Regions from separate parts of the Homo sapiens genome. Here region 2 is linked to region 1. A link is a loop called in an ENCODE intact Hi-C map of the cell type or tissue named here. Cell type or tissue: breast epithelium. All regions are shown on one strand. Each heading gives the region's core, and the rest is flanking DNA. Links, peaks and the distances in the headings are about the cores only.

The links. Hi-C counts contacts between places; a loop is a spot of excess contacts. Peaks named below come from ENCODE experiments on the same cell type or tissue, not always from the same donor. Only the 100,000 strongest peaks of a DNase experiment are listed, where the experiment ranks them.
Region 2: a loop joins it to region 1, with 6 times the contacts of the local background. A loop is called at or near these places in 75 of 110 quality-filtered maps.

The regions. Positions count from the first base shown.
Region 1 is chr7:38,928,889-38,937,231 of GRCh38, forward strand. No RefSeq gene overlaps it. Among named protein-coding and RNA genes, the nearest start is that of VPS41, 24 kb to the left of the region's middle. In breast epithelium, for the core only: a CTCF peak has its summit at 3,842 (motif pointing right); a DNase peak (open chromatin) is centred at 3,859.
Region 2 is chr7:39,470,942-39,479,284 of GRCh38, forward strand. LOC105375238 (a long non-coding RNA gene) reads right to left here and starts at 3,510. Exons shown (of 3, transcript XR_927186.2): 1 at 3,427-3,510; 2 at 2,896-2,982. In breast epithelium, for the core only: no CTCF peak of the experiment used is centred there; no DNase peak of the experiment used is centred there.

The sequences.
Region 1 (8,343 bases), core at 141-8,140:
TTCATTCTGGTTTAGCCATAAACATTCAACCTGCAGAGTTCAGTGGAGGAGTTTTCCTATACTGTTTTCTGAAGGGTAAAATTTGGCATTAATTACAGATAAAAACCAGGTGCAGTGGCTCACACCTGTAGTCCTAGCTACTGGGAAGACTGAGGTGGGAGGATTACTTGAGCCCAGGAATTCAAGGCTGCAGTGAGCTGTGATGGTGCCACTGCACTCCAGCCTGAGTAACAGAGCAAGACCCTGTTTCAAAAACAAAACAAAACAAACCCCTAGAGTGAATGATGCACGTAAGAGCCTCTGAAAGAGCACTCCCTTAAACCTCCCCCTGTCCCCATTGACAAAATCCAACAGAAGTGTGGCGCGGGTCCCATCTGCTGCAGGTGCTCTTCACGGGATCTGACCCCTTCAATCATGGCCTTGCCAACCAGATAGCCACTTCCTTCATTACAGTTTCCACTCCAGTGCTGGTATCAATCCTCTCCTTTTCATAGAAATAGGCTGCCCTTCCTATTCCCTCCCTTTCTCCCCAAACTCCTTCAATAATTGGCACTAACCCAGAGACCCGAGGCCCCATACTCACCCTTGGACAGCCCTTGATTATGGAGCTACAGAGTGACTACGTCAGACGTCAAATCCTAATCTCTTCAGTTCAGCTCCACGCCACTAAGTGGTGCTTGAAAGAGACTGTTTAAGTACATGGCTTTGTGGTGTTTTTTTTTTTTTTCCCCTACTTCTTCTCAGTGAATCTTTCTAAAGAAATGCATTTTGAGCTAAGAGCCTCTTCCAAAGTGAAGGGTATATTTGTAGATTTCAAGGAACTAAAAACCAGGCCGCCACCTGCCAGGGTAGTTAAAATGGAGCCGAACAGCACTCCTGGGGGAGGGGCCTGTCCTGATTAAGGAAGTGACTCAGCTTCCTAATTCATTGGAGAAATGAATTTTTCAGAAAGGAAGACATACTATTTTGAAAAGATTATGTAACATTCCAAAGACATACACTTTGAAGTAGAGAATTCTAGTTGGGTGACTGCATTACAAAATAAGTTAATAATTGAAATGACCACATCTTAATAACAAGCAAAGCATTTCCCTGAACAATAGTTTTTCTACATTCTTTTCATTCTGTGGACTCAGAGAGGTCTTTTGATGGATCATAAGCCTTTTATAAACCCATGACCCAGATTTAGAAAAGCTGTAATCACCGCATGCTGACCTTTCATAATAAGCATGCTCTATCCTTCCACGCCCCCAGCCCCAGAATGAACTCTAAAGCAGAAAATTTAGATAGCAGGAACTACATGCACTAGAATTTATAACCAAAGTTTCACATAACCCTGTCACATTTTGGCAATAAATTAACTGGTGAGATGCCATATTAAGTGGAACATATTCCTGTTGATTGTCAAGGACTAGATATTGAGCTTATTTGAGTGCCTTATTGATTTATATTTGCTTTATAGCAACACCGGATGGCTCCTCTCCTTTAAGACAACAAAATTAACCTTATTCTCTTCACATATCTGGCAGCAACTTTATCACCTTAATATGTTCCAAGGTTGGCACTGAAGAGAGAATATTTAAATGGGAAGGACTGGCTGTCCAGCCCTGGCTGCCTCCCTTGGCAGAGGCCATTTTTACACATCAGTGTAGACAGTTGTCAAGCTTTCTTGGAATCCGGGTTAAAGGAAGAGATGAGTGAAAACAGGAAAGGCTGACCTGCAACCATTAATCAAGGCTCAGTTTCCAAGTTCTAATTTCCTATAGAGGAGTAGTCTTACCTTATTCCCATAGGACATTATATTAGAACACAAATGCCCAACATCAGAGTGAGAGATACAGTGTTTGGGTCTTTTCCCTGCATGATCACCGATGATAAATATAGCCATAAAAATTTCTACAAATGTATCACATTCACATATGGTTGCTTCTCAAATTCTCTTAACATCTTGTTGAGTTAGTCATGATCCTACCCCATTCCTACTTAAAATATTCTACTAACTCCCCTTCATCCACAAGATAAAATCTAAATTCTTTGGCATGTCATTGAGGTCCCTTCAAGAAGTACAATAAAAATAATTCAGGAACCAAGTTGCTCAGTGCTGTAACTTTTTATTTGTGTTCATTTCCCTTCTAGAGGAGTGGTCCTTAAGGGCACGGTTGTAGTCCTGTCTTGTTTCTGCCATTTTTCATTCACATGACTTGGGAGAAACAACTCAATGTTTCCACATAAGGAAACCCAGTTTTAGAAACAATTAGTTTTCCAAGGTTACACAGATGGAAAAGAGCAGAGATGAGATTGAGGCCCAATCTGTTTGACACCAGAATCAAGCGCCTCTCTGTTCCTGAGTCAAGTCACTGAAATTTACAGAAATTAGGATCTAGCTTATTGTTAGTTTTATGAGTCCCTCTCCAAACACAGCCTCCAGAGTTAAGCATCTGGCAGTGCATTGCTACATAATTAGCATCCCCATGTATCTTGATTAATGATCAAGTTAATGACTTTCATTTCTCAGATGAGAAAACTAAAATTCAGGGAAGTTACAAGGCCACACAGTTATAGGGATGAAATGCAGCAGAGCCAGGATTAGAACCCCAATCTTTTGATTCTTAGTCTAGTGTGCTGGCCATGCCATATACTAATCATATACTTAAAATTTATAACTGGGGAGAGATATAATTGAGAATAAAAGCATGAATATTTAAATTTTCTAAAAGAAGTTTTTTTTTTTTTTTTTTTTTTTTTTTTTTGAGACAGAGTCTTGCTCTTATTGCTCTGGCTGGAGTGCAGTGGTGTGATCTCGGCTCACTGCAACCTCCACCTCCTGGGTTCAAGTGATTCTCATGCCTCAGCCCCCCAATTAGCTGGGATTCTTGTGCCTCAGCCTCCCAAGCAGCTGAAATTACAGGCACATGCCACCTCACCTGGCTAATTTTTGTAGTTTTAGCAGACATGGGGTTTCGCCATGATGGCCAGGCTGGTCTCAAACTCCTGGCCTTAAGTGATCCACCCACCTCAGCCTCCCAAAGTGCTGGGATTACAGGCATGAGCCACCATGCCCTATCAGAGAAGAGATTTCTTGGAGAGAAATTCATCTTACTCCTCTATTGTCAGGATTGAAAAAATATCCTTTATACTTTTAAACCCACTATCATACTTTTTAAACAGGATTTTTAAATAAAATCTATGCTTCCCTGTAGATTAGTAAAGCTAGATTTTAACAGGTAAACTAGAAGGGGTTAGAATTTAAGACACTTCAGGTAAATATAAAGGAAATCTATGTTTATTGACTCAATCCTTAGGATATCAGAATGAAAATATATGTGTGTGCATGTTTGTGTATTATTCTCCTAGCCATTTTTCCTCCCTTCAATGCCCAGATCACCTACCTGAAAACATGGTGGAAAGTCCAGAATTTACAGTAGATTTCTTAGTGCTTGACTTAAGTAGAATAGAGGAAAGGCACAACCTAAAAAGCCAAGTGTGCCCTTAGCAAAAGCAAATGTATTTGTTTGGTTTTTCTGCCCACTATAATTTCAGGAACTCTTACTCATCTAACACTGAAAAAAAAATATACAGCTTTAAGCTTAAAAAAAAAAAAAAGAAAGAAAGAGAAAAGAAAGAGAATTTTCTCCTCCCCAGTGCTTGTAATACCCCATTAAAAGCTTGGGAATAAAACTTCCTTCCCTATCAATGTTGTCCTTTTCCATTAAGCAAATATTGATTTCCTCTCCTTCCTTCCCCACCTCTACCCCCCTTAGATACGGGAGTCCAAATTACCATTGGCTCTTTTTGTTTACTTCCTTCTTTGTGTACTAACAAGGCTGAGTGTTTGTGTATTGCCTGCTGCTAGGCAGCCAACAGGGGGCGCTCACTGCATATTTTGATGAGGGGAAAAACGATTGGATTCAAAATAATCTTCAGTTTTCCTTGCACTTTCAATGCAAAAGTAAAGACTATAGTTCTCACACACAAAGGTTTTGCAAATGTGTTCAGAAGCAACGTGAGGAAATGTCTAGGTCAGGGAAGGAGGCCTTAGGGAGAGCCAGTATTTATACATGGAATGGGGATTTGAAGTTCCTAGGGACTTGGGTCCCTGAATGATTTGGGTCATTGATCATCAATTACACCTAAATTTTCTGGGCTATAATGACTAAATTTATTGGGCAATTTATCAACTTCTCACTTTGTGTACTTGGACACAGACTGAATAGTCAGAAAATATGTTCTAATTTTGCTTTCCCCCCGTTACTCTGGAGCGTCTCTTAGCATTTAGTTTAGGCTGCTCCATGTATAGGATGCAGAATGGAATCCTGTATTCCCACCGACAGTTTCTCCTAAGAATAAACTTCTCGGTGTCAAAATGGCAAACGAAAATAATAATGACACTTCGGGGTATATAAAATTTTAAGAACAGTCATACATTATAAGATCAAGGAAAAGCTGGGGAGGTGTTAGAATTTTAAAGTAACTCTTATCTACTTTGATTCAGATTCGATTTCAATTGAGAAAATTCCTAAAAATAAAACAACATGTAGCCTATTCAAATATTGTTTGATTTTCATGTTTAAAAGGTCAAGCTTTAAACTTGAAAGGAGTTTAAAAAGAAGTTGTTTGAGCTCCAAACAAATGCTAGCAGAAACAAGTTATTTTGAATTATTTGCTTCTAAAGACAGATAAAAAGAGATCAGACATAACAAGCTCTCATTAGAAGAAAATATAGTATATGGCAAGCCCTGTAAAATTTATCAGGATCTAACATTAAGATATACCCAAATTCATGGGTATATATTGAGATTTTTAAAAATAGTTAATATTGCTTACTGTTGATCACACTAATAAATAAGGTTTCCTATAGAATTATTAAAGCCTTCCTTTTGATTTACACAGCAAAGACTTCAGTAACAGTGATGGCGTTGCTCATTATTCAACAAAAACCACAGGAAAAATGTGCATCTTAGAAACATATTTTGTTCTCTTTCTGAAGCCCAAACAACTTCCAGCTAAAAGACATATTTTGATTAAGATAATATTTTTCCCTAATCAATATTTTTTACCTCTGGGTTATTACTTCCTTGAAGGCTTCTCTGACTTTTTTTTTTCTTTCTAAATTAGTCCATGTAGTTTATGAGAAATCATCAGCACTGCCATACGCTGCCGTTTACATTAAATCTTTCCCTTCATATTTACTGCTGGGTGGCAGGGCTTGTCTCTAGCCTTTATGGTTTGGCATCAAATCTTGAAATGTGTATTTTATACTTAATTGGAGTGGGGATAGGAGCACAGGAGCAGAATTAACCATTAATGAAATAAGACTCCTCTCAACCAACATTCATGCTTCCAATTTGGTTGGCAACATGCCTGAACACTGCTTGGTGTGAAACCACAACCAGTGTGGCGTGCTTGTTTCAAACATGGGCCTAGAATTGTGTGGTATTAGATCTGTGTCAAATTGCTGTAAAAGTGTCTAAAGGCTTACTCTGGATTTCTGTACTTATTGCATTACATCCGGGTGGTAAGTACTTTGCAGACCAACACTGGTCTGTGGACCACACTCGAGGACCCCTGGAGTGCTCCAAAAGAGCAAAGGGAAAAGTGCTTGTCATTTGGTTTTGTGGGTCCCGCCTACCCTGCAGTGTCCTTTGTTTCCCCAAACATTCAGTGGCCGCACATCTCTACACACTTCCACCTACCTCACCCCAGCACACGTGCACGCGTGCACACACACACGGTGGTGTAAGGACTAAAATTAAGGTTCAATGTTATGTACTGCCTTGATATCTGGTAAAACTGGAACAGCTTTGACTCACTTAACCGCAAGCTCCCCTCCCCACAGAGAAGATCCCCTATTTGCCAGTAAGGTGAATCAGATGCAATTACAACACACACACGCGCGCGCACACACACACACACACAGCTCCTGGAAGAAAGGGGTTTAACCTAAGCCTGCATTCTTAGGACAATGCCTTCAATCACAGTCCTGTCCATGGACTCTTGCTCTATATATGGGTGTTTGCACTTTGAAATGGATCTCCAGGTTTAGAATCAGAAGATCTCAGATGAAAAGGCATAGCACCAAAAACGCCCTGGCATATTGTTAGCCTTCAAATAAATGTGCATTCTTTCCTGTTCCTGCAGCAGTATCATTGTGTGATCCAACATGATTTTGGATGTGTGTATTTTTGTAAAATGTTATATGTATATTTTTTAAAGGGAGGGTGGTTCTTAAAATTATGGTTAGCTAACAGTGACTGATTCATTCTGCCTCATTTTCCCACTGAAGTATCCATGAAATTAAACCAAACCAAACCAAACCAAACCAAAAAAACCCGAAGCACTGCAATTGCACTGTATGCAGGGAAAGGTTGGTGTCCCGGCAGGAGCAGGAGCTGAGATACTACGGGTGAGAAGAATCAGGCACATCTCTCCTGCCCTTTCATTCTACTCACCCTCATTTGTCTTCCATATATCCAATTTTTAAAAAATTGTTTAATTTTTAAAAAATTGTTAAATTGTAAAATTAACCATCTTAATCACTTTTAAGAATACAATTCTGGGTAGTACACTCACATTGTGTAATCAATCTCCAGAACTCTTTATCTTGCAAAATGGAAACTCTGTACCCATTAGACAATGACTCCCCCATCCCCTCATCCTCGCCCCTGGCAAACACCATTCTATTTTTTGTCTCTATGAATTACACTATTCTAGGTACCTCATGTAAGTGGAATTGTACAGTATTTGTGTTTTTTTTTTTTTTTTTGGCCTGGTGTAGCATAACACCTTTGTGGTTCATCCATGTTGTAGAAAGTGTCATAATTTATTACCTTTGCGTGTCATAATTTCTTTCCCATTGTGTGTATATACCACACTTCATTCATTTGCCAGTGGACACGTGGGTAGCTTCCACCTTTTGGCTACTATGAATAATAATGCTTCTGTGAACATCAGTGTACAAACATCTCTTCAGATCCTGCGATCCTGCTCTCAATTCTTTTTTTTTTTTTTTTATTCTTTTTTTTTTTTTTTTTTTTTTTTTGAGTCTTGCTCTGTCACCCAGGCTGGAGTGCAGTGGCACGATCTCTACTCACTGCAACCTCTGCCTCCTGGGTTCAAGCAATTCTCCTGCCTCAGACTACCAAGTAGCTGGGATTACAGAGGCGTGCCACCATGTCCAGGTAATTTTTTGTAATTTTAGTAGAGACAGGGTTTTACCATGTTGGCCAAGCTGGTCTCGAACTTTTGACCTCAGGTTATCCACCCATCTCGGCCTACCAAACTACTGGGATTACAGGCATGAGCCACTGCACCCAGCTAGATCCTGCTCTCAATTCTTTTGGGTATGCACCCAGAAGTGAAATTGGTAATGCTATTTAAAATTTTGCGAGGAACTGCCATGCTGTTTTTCATTGTCACTGCAAAATTTTACACTCCCACTAACCATGCACAAAGATTCCAATTTATCCACATCCTCACCAACACCTGTTATCTTCTGGGTTTTTGTGTGTGTGTGTGTGTGTGATGACAGTAGCCATTCTAATGGGCGTGCGGTGGTATCTCCTCGTGATTTGATTTGCATTTCCCTAATGATGATGTTGGACATTTTCTCATGTGGTCATTAGCCATTCGTATATCTTCCTTGGAGAAGTGTCTATTCAAGTCATCTGTCTATTTTTAAATTTGATTAGCTGTTATTTTTTGTTGTTGAGTTGTAGTTCTTTGTATATTCTGGATATTAATCCCTCATCAGATAGATGATTTGCAAATATTTTCTCCCATTCCATGAGTTGTCTTTTGACTCTGTTGATTGTATCCTTTGATGCATGAATAAGTTTTAAATTTTGATGCAGTTCAATTTATCTATTCTATTTTCTTTGCTTGTCTATGCTTCTGGTATTGTATCCAAGAAATCATTGCCAAATCTGATGTCATGAAGCTTTTCTCCTATGTTTTTATCGGATAGTTTCCTTGTTTTAGCTCTATGTTTATGCCTTTCATTCCTGTTGAGTTAATTTTTTATATGGTATAACATTAAAGTCCATGTTGAGTATGTTAACTATTTGGAAAATGGAGAACAAAGATCTTTATCTCTTATCTAGTACAACAAAATACAATACATTACAAGTGGAGTTAAATGAAATTTTTAACATTAAAAAATTAAATGCAATGCTGTACAGGTAAATGCAATTAATTAATCTTAGTATGGAGAAGGACTTTCTGATTATATATGCACATAAAAAGAGATATGATAGATTTGATAAAAAATAAAAATTATGTGCATCCAAAATTCTTTTTAAAAAATCCCAGAGATCTATCAGAAAGTGTTAATCTTTAAAAAGATCA
Region 2 (8,343 bases), core at 148-8,147, 540 kb after region 1:
ATTCCCAGTTCATAGAGTTATGTCCTTGCCACACCAAACTTCCTAAAATTTCTCCAATGCCCAAAGTACTTTTGATGCAATACCCTCTGCTTGGAATGTCCATCCACAGTATTGTTGACCTATCTAATTTCTATTCATTCTTTAAGCCTCAATTATGTTCAATTCCACAAATAGTTATGTGCCGGGCATTGTGCTTCCTTCATCAGAACATTTATCAAGTTTGCATGTTTATTAGCCACCTCTGAAATATTAAAAAATGACTGCCATTGATCTCTGAGTGGCCTGTGGACTTGGCTTACGGGTAAGTGTAGTTGGCAATAAGTTCTTTTAACTAGTTGTCATTTGCATGTGACAGATCTTCCTTGTCTAATAAGAGTAACAGTCATATTTGTATCCTTTTCAAAGCTCTCTCGTATACATTATTTTATTCGCTCCTAACATAAACCCAAAGAAGTGTGGTGATTCCTGTTTTATACATGAGAACTAAGAATCATAAAAGTTAATAGTCTTCACCAAGATCCCAGAGTTCATAGATAGAGCTGGTTCTTCAATACACTAGGAACTAGAATATTCACCAAGGTGAGGATACATTGAAACACAGTAAACTCTGATACAGCCATGTCTTTGAAGTGTCAGTGAAAACTACAGTATCTGATATATGGTAGCAGTTCAGGAAAGGCTTACTGCTGTGGATAATTACCAGTTATCTAATTAGCAAGTCCACTGTGATTTGGGTGAACTTAGTCTGAATGCTTACTGCTTGGCAGAAATAGTAAAGGACACATAAAGGGAAATTAGAAATGTCTATATACATTGTATTCTTTTATTATCACTGAGATTTAGGGTCTCCACATAAGAAAACAATTCCAATGATTCCAAAGGTAAATGAGTTAAAACCAGTTGAAAGTGAAAGAGAAAATCAGTGGGCCCTAGTCACTAATCCCACTAGCAAGTAAAGACCATGCGATGCATGTGGAAATAGGAAGCTGGCCTGGGACCTGGGCTGGAAGGTCCATTCCAGAACTTTCTTTGATACTCTTACGTCACTTTTAAGAGTTTTAGTTGGCTGGGAATGGTAGCTCATGCCTGTAATCTCAGCACTTTGGGAGGCCAAGGCAGGTGGATCACCTGAGGTCAGGAGTTCGAGACCAGCCTGGCCAAAACAGTGAAACCCCGTCTCTACTAAAAATACAAAAATTAGCCAGGTGTGGTGGCAGGCTCCCGTAATCCCAGCTACTTGGGAGGCTGAGGCAGGGGAATCGCTTGAACCCCAGGAGGTAGAGGTTGCAGTGAGCCAAGATCGCGCCACTGAACTCCAGCCTGGGCGACAGAGCAAGACTCTGTCTCAAAAAAAAAAAAAAAAAAAAAGAGGTTTAGTTGTGCTCCTGACCATTTGCCAGACCTGAGATGGTCATTCGGGAAGAAATCACACTCTTCCCATTGCCTTTTCTATATCACTGAAGTCTGGGATCTGTGTAAAAGGATCTGTATGGGTTAATGGGCTTTGTTACTGAGGTCACTGGGGCATCACCTCTAAAAGAGGGGACGTTTCCAGGGTGTTTGACTATTTGCACATATGCAATGGTAGGAGAGCCAATATAACAAAAAAGATCCAGAACTGAAGTAGTTCCAAACAACGAACTTCAGTCAAAGAGCAAGAAACTCATATGCAATAATAACACTCATGGTGAACTATAATATTGAACTCCTTTGCAGATGCTCTTATTAATATGCTAGATAAAAGAAGCAGAAAAGAGGCTGGCATTTCCTGGATACCTACCATATGTAGGTATTACTGTCCTCATTTTCAAATCCTGCACTATTTTCTGAGATTTGAGGCCTGCTTAGATATACTTATGCTACTAATAAATGTTCTCATAAAGGAAGATTCACTAAGACTTACCTACATTTAGACTGACTAAACTCCTGAACTAATGCATCATTGAAGTGGATCACTGGACCTCAGACAATGGATTTTTGATCCATGGATCTGGTCACCACTTGGGCCACATCTGTGACTACAGATGAAGGAAAAGAGATCATTTGGGAAACAGTTTTGCTTCTTTTACCTTCCAGTTTTTGTTATTGTTGAAATCTTTTATTGTATAAGTAATCTATTTTTATTATAGAAAAATCAGAATATACAAAGAAACAAGATATTTTCATTATAAATTATTATAATTCAGCTGTTTTTCTTTATATTGCTCTTTTAACATTCATGGGCTGCTTTAATTGTTTGTCTTGAACTTCAGAGACAGAGGGTAAATTAGAAAACCAAAAATAGAACTCACATATCTTGAAATCCCATTTCTGTGAAATGCCACAGCTGTTTGGGTTGCCAAAACTCAGTCATTATTTACCCAGAATCTTAACTTGACCCACCATGCAGCTAATCCTGGAAGAAAACACAATAGCCCCTGGTTGTCTGTGGGGGAGACACAAGGCCCGAGATCATTTCCACACAGGCTTTGCTAACCAATCAAGAGGTATGAGTGAAGAAAAGTGGATTTCAGTCATGGAAACATGCACCCCTAGGTACTGGCAGGCTCATACTGGCTGGCATGATGATCTCTTACTTAAAGTAAGCCTCTCCACTTTACATTCAAAGAATGGTTTTATCTTCATATAAGTCCAAACCGTATCAAGGCCTTCAATAGCCAATACCATGCACACAGTGAGCATTGTACACATGTCCTTTTGGGGAGCCAGTCTGTGATACAAAGGCTTGGGGAAATGACTTAAACCCATCAAAATCATTCTCTGCCATCCAATTTGATAAAACACACCCTGACATACACACACATTGAACATTTGTATTGCTTCTTTCCAACAGCACAAGCTTCACTCTTACTTTTTAACACACTCCTACTGTGTCCTGAGTGTTCAAATACTTACTTTTGGGTTTTTTGCCGCTTTGAATAGAGGGGAAGAGTCCACACAGGCTCTTGGTTCTGTTCCTGGGAGGTCACAATGCAACCAGTCCTTGAAAAACATAATGTGTGCTCAAGCACTTGCATGTGTATTCTTTATTTCTGCTTCTAGAACCATCAGACTCCCCAGGAGGAACAAAAATCAGAAAAATTAATATATCTGCAGTCTCCCAAGAGTATAAGAGCCTGTTTCTCCATTTTTTCTCTTCAGAGGAAGCATTCAACTCTGAAGGGGTCCATTTAAACTTCCTGAAGAGAGCAAAATACTTGGGGACACATCAGTGCCACCTGCCCGTCCCTTGGCAAAGCAACGGCCCCATCCCTTATTCTCCTCCTCCAAGTCCTTTATTTTCTGATTCTCTCCTTTAAACTTACTTTGCCCTTATTTTCCTCAAAACTGGAAGGGTGAGAAGCATCGTCAAGTTAGCCAGACAAGACCATTCAATATTTTGTGGGTGCACCCCCTCAACTTCCTCAGCCAGGAAACTCTACTTACATTTTGTGTTCTCTTGGCCTGTTGCTCCTCCTTTTCCTGACCTCCAAACTCTGATCAGCCTCCAAGATCCAGATGAAAGGCCTAAGACCTGAAAGCATAACAGTGAAACACTGTTTAGAGTTGAGGTCAGGATGAAGATCTATCACAGGGACTGGCAAATAGTAAGTATTTCAGACTTTGAGGACCATACTCTGCTGTTGTAGCACAAAAACAGCCATAGGCAGCGTGTAAAAAATGGTAGTAGCTGTGTTCCAATAAAACTTTAATAACAAAAACTGACAGTTGGCTGAATTTGGCCCAGAGACTATAGTTTATAGACCCCTGCTCTATTGGGCTAAGCTGGTTTGGGGCCACACAGTCCCCATAAGTCTTCCATGGACTCTGGGCATGGGCCCACCTCCTAGCCGTCCATAGTGATGCTGTCTGGGCTCCACCCAGAACCCCTAGGATTCTTTCACCCCACTTCTGTGTACCCTGCCACCTGCTTCAAAAAGGTTTGGCCCCCACACATTTTGCACCTTCTGGAGGACTTCCTCCAGCTACCAAGTCACTTTGGTCTGCAAGAGCACAGAGCCCCAGGTGCCTGGAAGTTTATGTCCCCAAATCCCTACCCCCCAGAGCTGGGAGGATGACTTCCCCGGCCCCCACAGCTCCTGGCCTGGGTACTTACTTCCAAGGCTCATGCATATTCCAGATGGAGGGACCAGGCTGCAGCCGCCCACCCTGGAAAATGACCTGGAATTGCTCCCTCACTTACCTTGCATCTCCACTCCCTTCCCAGGTTTTCCCAAAGTCCTTCCTTAATAAATCGCTTACACCCAAATCCTCATCTGTGGGGAAGCTGACCTCCGGCACCGTCTCAAAATGTTCTAAAAACCTCTTTCTTGCCTCCCTGAAGTGTTTGAAGATCCTGGAACAGATGCTCAAACACATCCCTAGATTTATCCGGGGCCCAGGAACCCTGTGGGAAAGACCTCAAACCCGGCCCTCAATTGAGGTTCAAACACTTGCAGAAGGTTGAGATTAGAGTTCCCCTCAGGGACACAGATTAGAGGGAGAGGGGCTTTTGAGGGAAGATGGCTCTGAGTCGGGGGATCAGCAGAGAGAGCCCTGGGCAGCCATGACTGGGAGATCCTGTGAGTGCTGAGAAGGGAAGAGGAAGGAGAGAGCTGGGGCATTCCAGATTAAATAGTTCAGCACCCTTAGAAGCAGAGCCAGGCCTGGGTGATGCAAGCAAGGCCCACAAGGGACAAAATTTTTTAAGGAGTCACTCAGATATGCATAAAATTTAAATATGACATCCTAGCACCTCTCCCTTGTCACGGCCCTTCTCCAGGGGCTGGTTCCAAAATGGGGAAGGAGACTTCCTCCTGGCCAGAGAAGAGCTCCAGAAAGTCAGCTGCCTGGCAGAAGTTGGCAGCTTGAAAGTAACAGCAAGGGCAGTGGCTCTTGGGAAAAGGCTGCTCATCTGGTTGTGCCCCTCATGGGATGCTAGTGGATTCACCTCCTGGCTTTTCCTGGTGCCCTTCCTGGGTCATCAGCTTTTCTTGAACTGTATCCTTTGCCCAGAAAGTTCCTACTCCCTGGCCTTCTTGAAGTTTTTGCTCAAACCTCATCTTTTAAGTGGCTTACGAGGGCCACCTTAATTAATATTGCTATCTGCACCACCACCTCCTAGCACTTCCTAAACCTATAACCTACTCAACATTTTTATAGCACTTGTAATCATCTTATACGCTACGTAGTTTAACTATTTAATATATTTGTTGTTTATTATCTGCCTCTTCCTAATTAGAATATAACCCCCTCAAAGTCAGCAATCCTTGTTTGATTTATTTTTCATAAGCCCCAAAACAGTGCCTGGCCCAATAAACATTTGTTGCCTGAATGAATGAATGAATGAATGAATGCAGTTTTGGAACATACTGGTGTAGGGTTGCCAGATTTAGCAAATAAAAACACTGGACACCCAGCTGAATTTGAATTTCAGATGAATATTTCATGCAATATTTCAGGCATATTTATAATAAAAATGTTTCATTGTTCATCTGAAATTCAAATATAATTGGGAATCTTGTTTTTTACCTGGCAACCCTATGCTGGTTGCAACTACAACAATAATAGTTACCATTTGTTGACTGCACAATTGCAACAGGCCAGGCACTGTGTAAAGGGTATTGCCCACATTTAATCTATAAAACAACTCCAGAAGATACTAGCTTCTTTCTTTTGCAGAAAAGGCAACTGAAGCAGAGTGAGTGTAAGTTCCTAGCCCAAAGTCTCACAGCTAGCAAGAGGGTGAATGAAGATACAAGACCAGGTCTGTCTGGGCTGCAAGGCCTAAGAGCAGTTTCTCCTGGATCTAAGTGCCCGTGGCATTGCCCAGGCACTCCTCTTGTGACACTTCTCCCTCTTTCTTCCCAGCATCACTGTGTTTCTCCCAGCACCTGCCACAGTGGCTTTTTACCCTTCTAGTCTAATCCCAGTGGAACAAAGCATGAGAACCCAAATTATAAGTGGAAACCCTGGAGCTGCCACCGTGCTTCCTTCAGCTGCAGATGCTCATGGCCAGTCCCTCCTTGCCCAGACCTCTAAGAGAAAGGAGGCACCTGGCCAGCTTGAGAGATGATGAATGTCCAGAATCCAAATGATGACAATTTTTCTCAGAAAAACTATCATAAATGATACCAAAATGGTTCAGCCTTTCTCTCTAAACCAAAGAGAGTGAGAAGGAAATTTTGATCCCTTGTCTGTGATTTGGAGGCTCTCCATGTTGTTGCAAGACTTTACTTCAGCTGAAGACTGGGTCCTTGTCCCATGGCCATGAAAATTTAGGCTCACAGATGATTTGAAGGGTGAGAATAATGGGATTTATTAGGCAAAAAGGAAAAAAGGGGGAACAGGGACTCTCTGCAAGGCCAGAGTTCCTGCTAGTGTAGGCTTCCTGCCTCACAGATTGAATTCCAGGTACCACCCAGGAAGAGGAGGGGCCCAGCTCCTCCCCGCTGCAAATGGCATGAACTTCTGTGGCTCTATGCCAGTGTGCATTCCTCCCAGTGCGCAGGTTGGTCAGAGGCTCTGCCAGGGAGCCCTTTCCACCTGGCTGTCTCAATGTGAGATGAAATGTCTATTTTGGTACACTTTGGATGAGGTGTTGTTAAGGACAATAGGAACAGACTTGACTTCCATTAAATATCAATAAATAAAAAATTAAAATTTAATTATTCATTGATGCAAAAATCCTCAATAAAATATTGGCAAACCGAATCCAGCAGCACATCAAAAAGCTTATCCACCATGAAGTCGGCTTCATCCCTGGGATGCAAGGCTGGTTCAACATACGCAAATCAATAAATGTAATCCATCACGTAAACAGAACCAATGACAAAAACCATATGATTATCTCAATAGATGCAGAAAAGGCCTTTGACAAAATTCAACAGCTCTTCATGCTAAAAACTCTCAATAAACTAAGTATTGATGGGACATATCTCAAAATAATAAGAGCTATTTATAACAAACCCACAGCCAATATCATACTGAATGGGCAAAAACTGAAAGCATTCCCTTTAAAAACCAGCACAAGACAAGGATGCCCTCTCTCACCACTCCTATTCAACATAGTATTGGAAGTTCTGGCCAGGGCAATCAGGCAAGAGAAAGAAATAAAGGAGGCTGGGTGTGGTAGCTCACGCCTGTAATCCCAGCACTTTGGGAGACTGAGGCAGGCAGATTACCTGAGGTCGGGAGTTCGAGACCAGCCTGACCGACATGGAGAAACCCCATCTCTACTAAAAATACAAAATTAGCCAGGAATGGTGGCGCATGCCTGTAATCCCAGCTACTCAGGAGGCTGAGGTGGGAGAATTGCTTGAACCCAGGAGGCAGAAGTTGCAGTGAGCCAAGATCGCACCATTGCACTCCAGCCTGGGTAACAAGAACGAAACTCCATCTCAAAAAAGAAAAAAAATTTAAAAAAAGAAATAAAGGGTATTAAATTAGGAAAAAAGGAAGTCAAATTGTCTCTGTTTGCAGATGACATGATTGTATATTTAGAAAACCCCATCGTTTCAGCCCAAAATCTCCTTAAGCTGATAAGCAACTTCAGCAAAGTCTCAGGTTACAAAATCAATGTGCAAAAATCACAAGCATTCCTATACACCAATAACAGACAAACAGCCAAATCATGAGTGAACTCCCATTCACAATTGCTACAAAGAAAATAAAATACCTAGGAATACAACTTACAAGAGATGTGAAGGACCTCTTCAAGGAGAACTACAAACCTTTGCTCAAGGAAATAAGAGAGGACACAAACAAATGGAAAAACATTCCATGCTCATGGATAGAAAGAATCAATATCGTGAAAATGGCCATACTGCCCAAAGTAATTTATAGATTCAATGTTATCCCCATCAAGCTACCATTGACTTTCTTCACAGAATTGGAAAAATACTCCTTTAAATTTCATATGGAACCAAAAAAGAACCCACATAGCCAAGACAATCCTAAGCAAAAAGAACAAAGCTGGAGGCATCACGCCACCTGACTTCAAACTATACTACAAGGCTACAGTAACTAAAACAGCATGGTACTGGTACCAAAACAGATATATAGACCAATGGAACAGAACAGAGGCCTCAGAAATAACACCACACATCTACAACCATCTGATCTTTGACAAATCTGACAAAAACAATGGGGAAAGGATTCCCTATTTAATAAATGGTGTTGGGAAAACTGGCTAGCCATATGCAGAAAGCTGAAACTGGATCCCTTCCTTACACCTTATACAAAAATTAACTCAAGATGGATTAAAGACTTCAACATAAGACCTAAAACCATAAAAACCCTAGAAGAAAACCTAGGCAATACCATTCAGGACATAGGCATGGGCAAGGACTTCATGATTAAAAC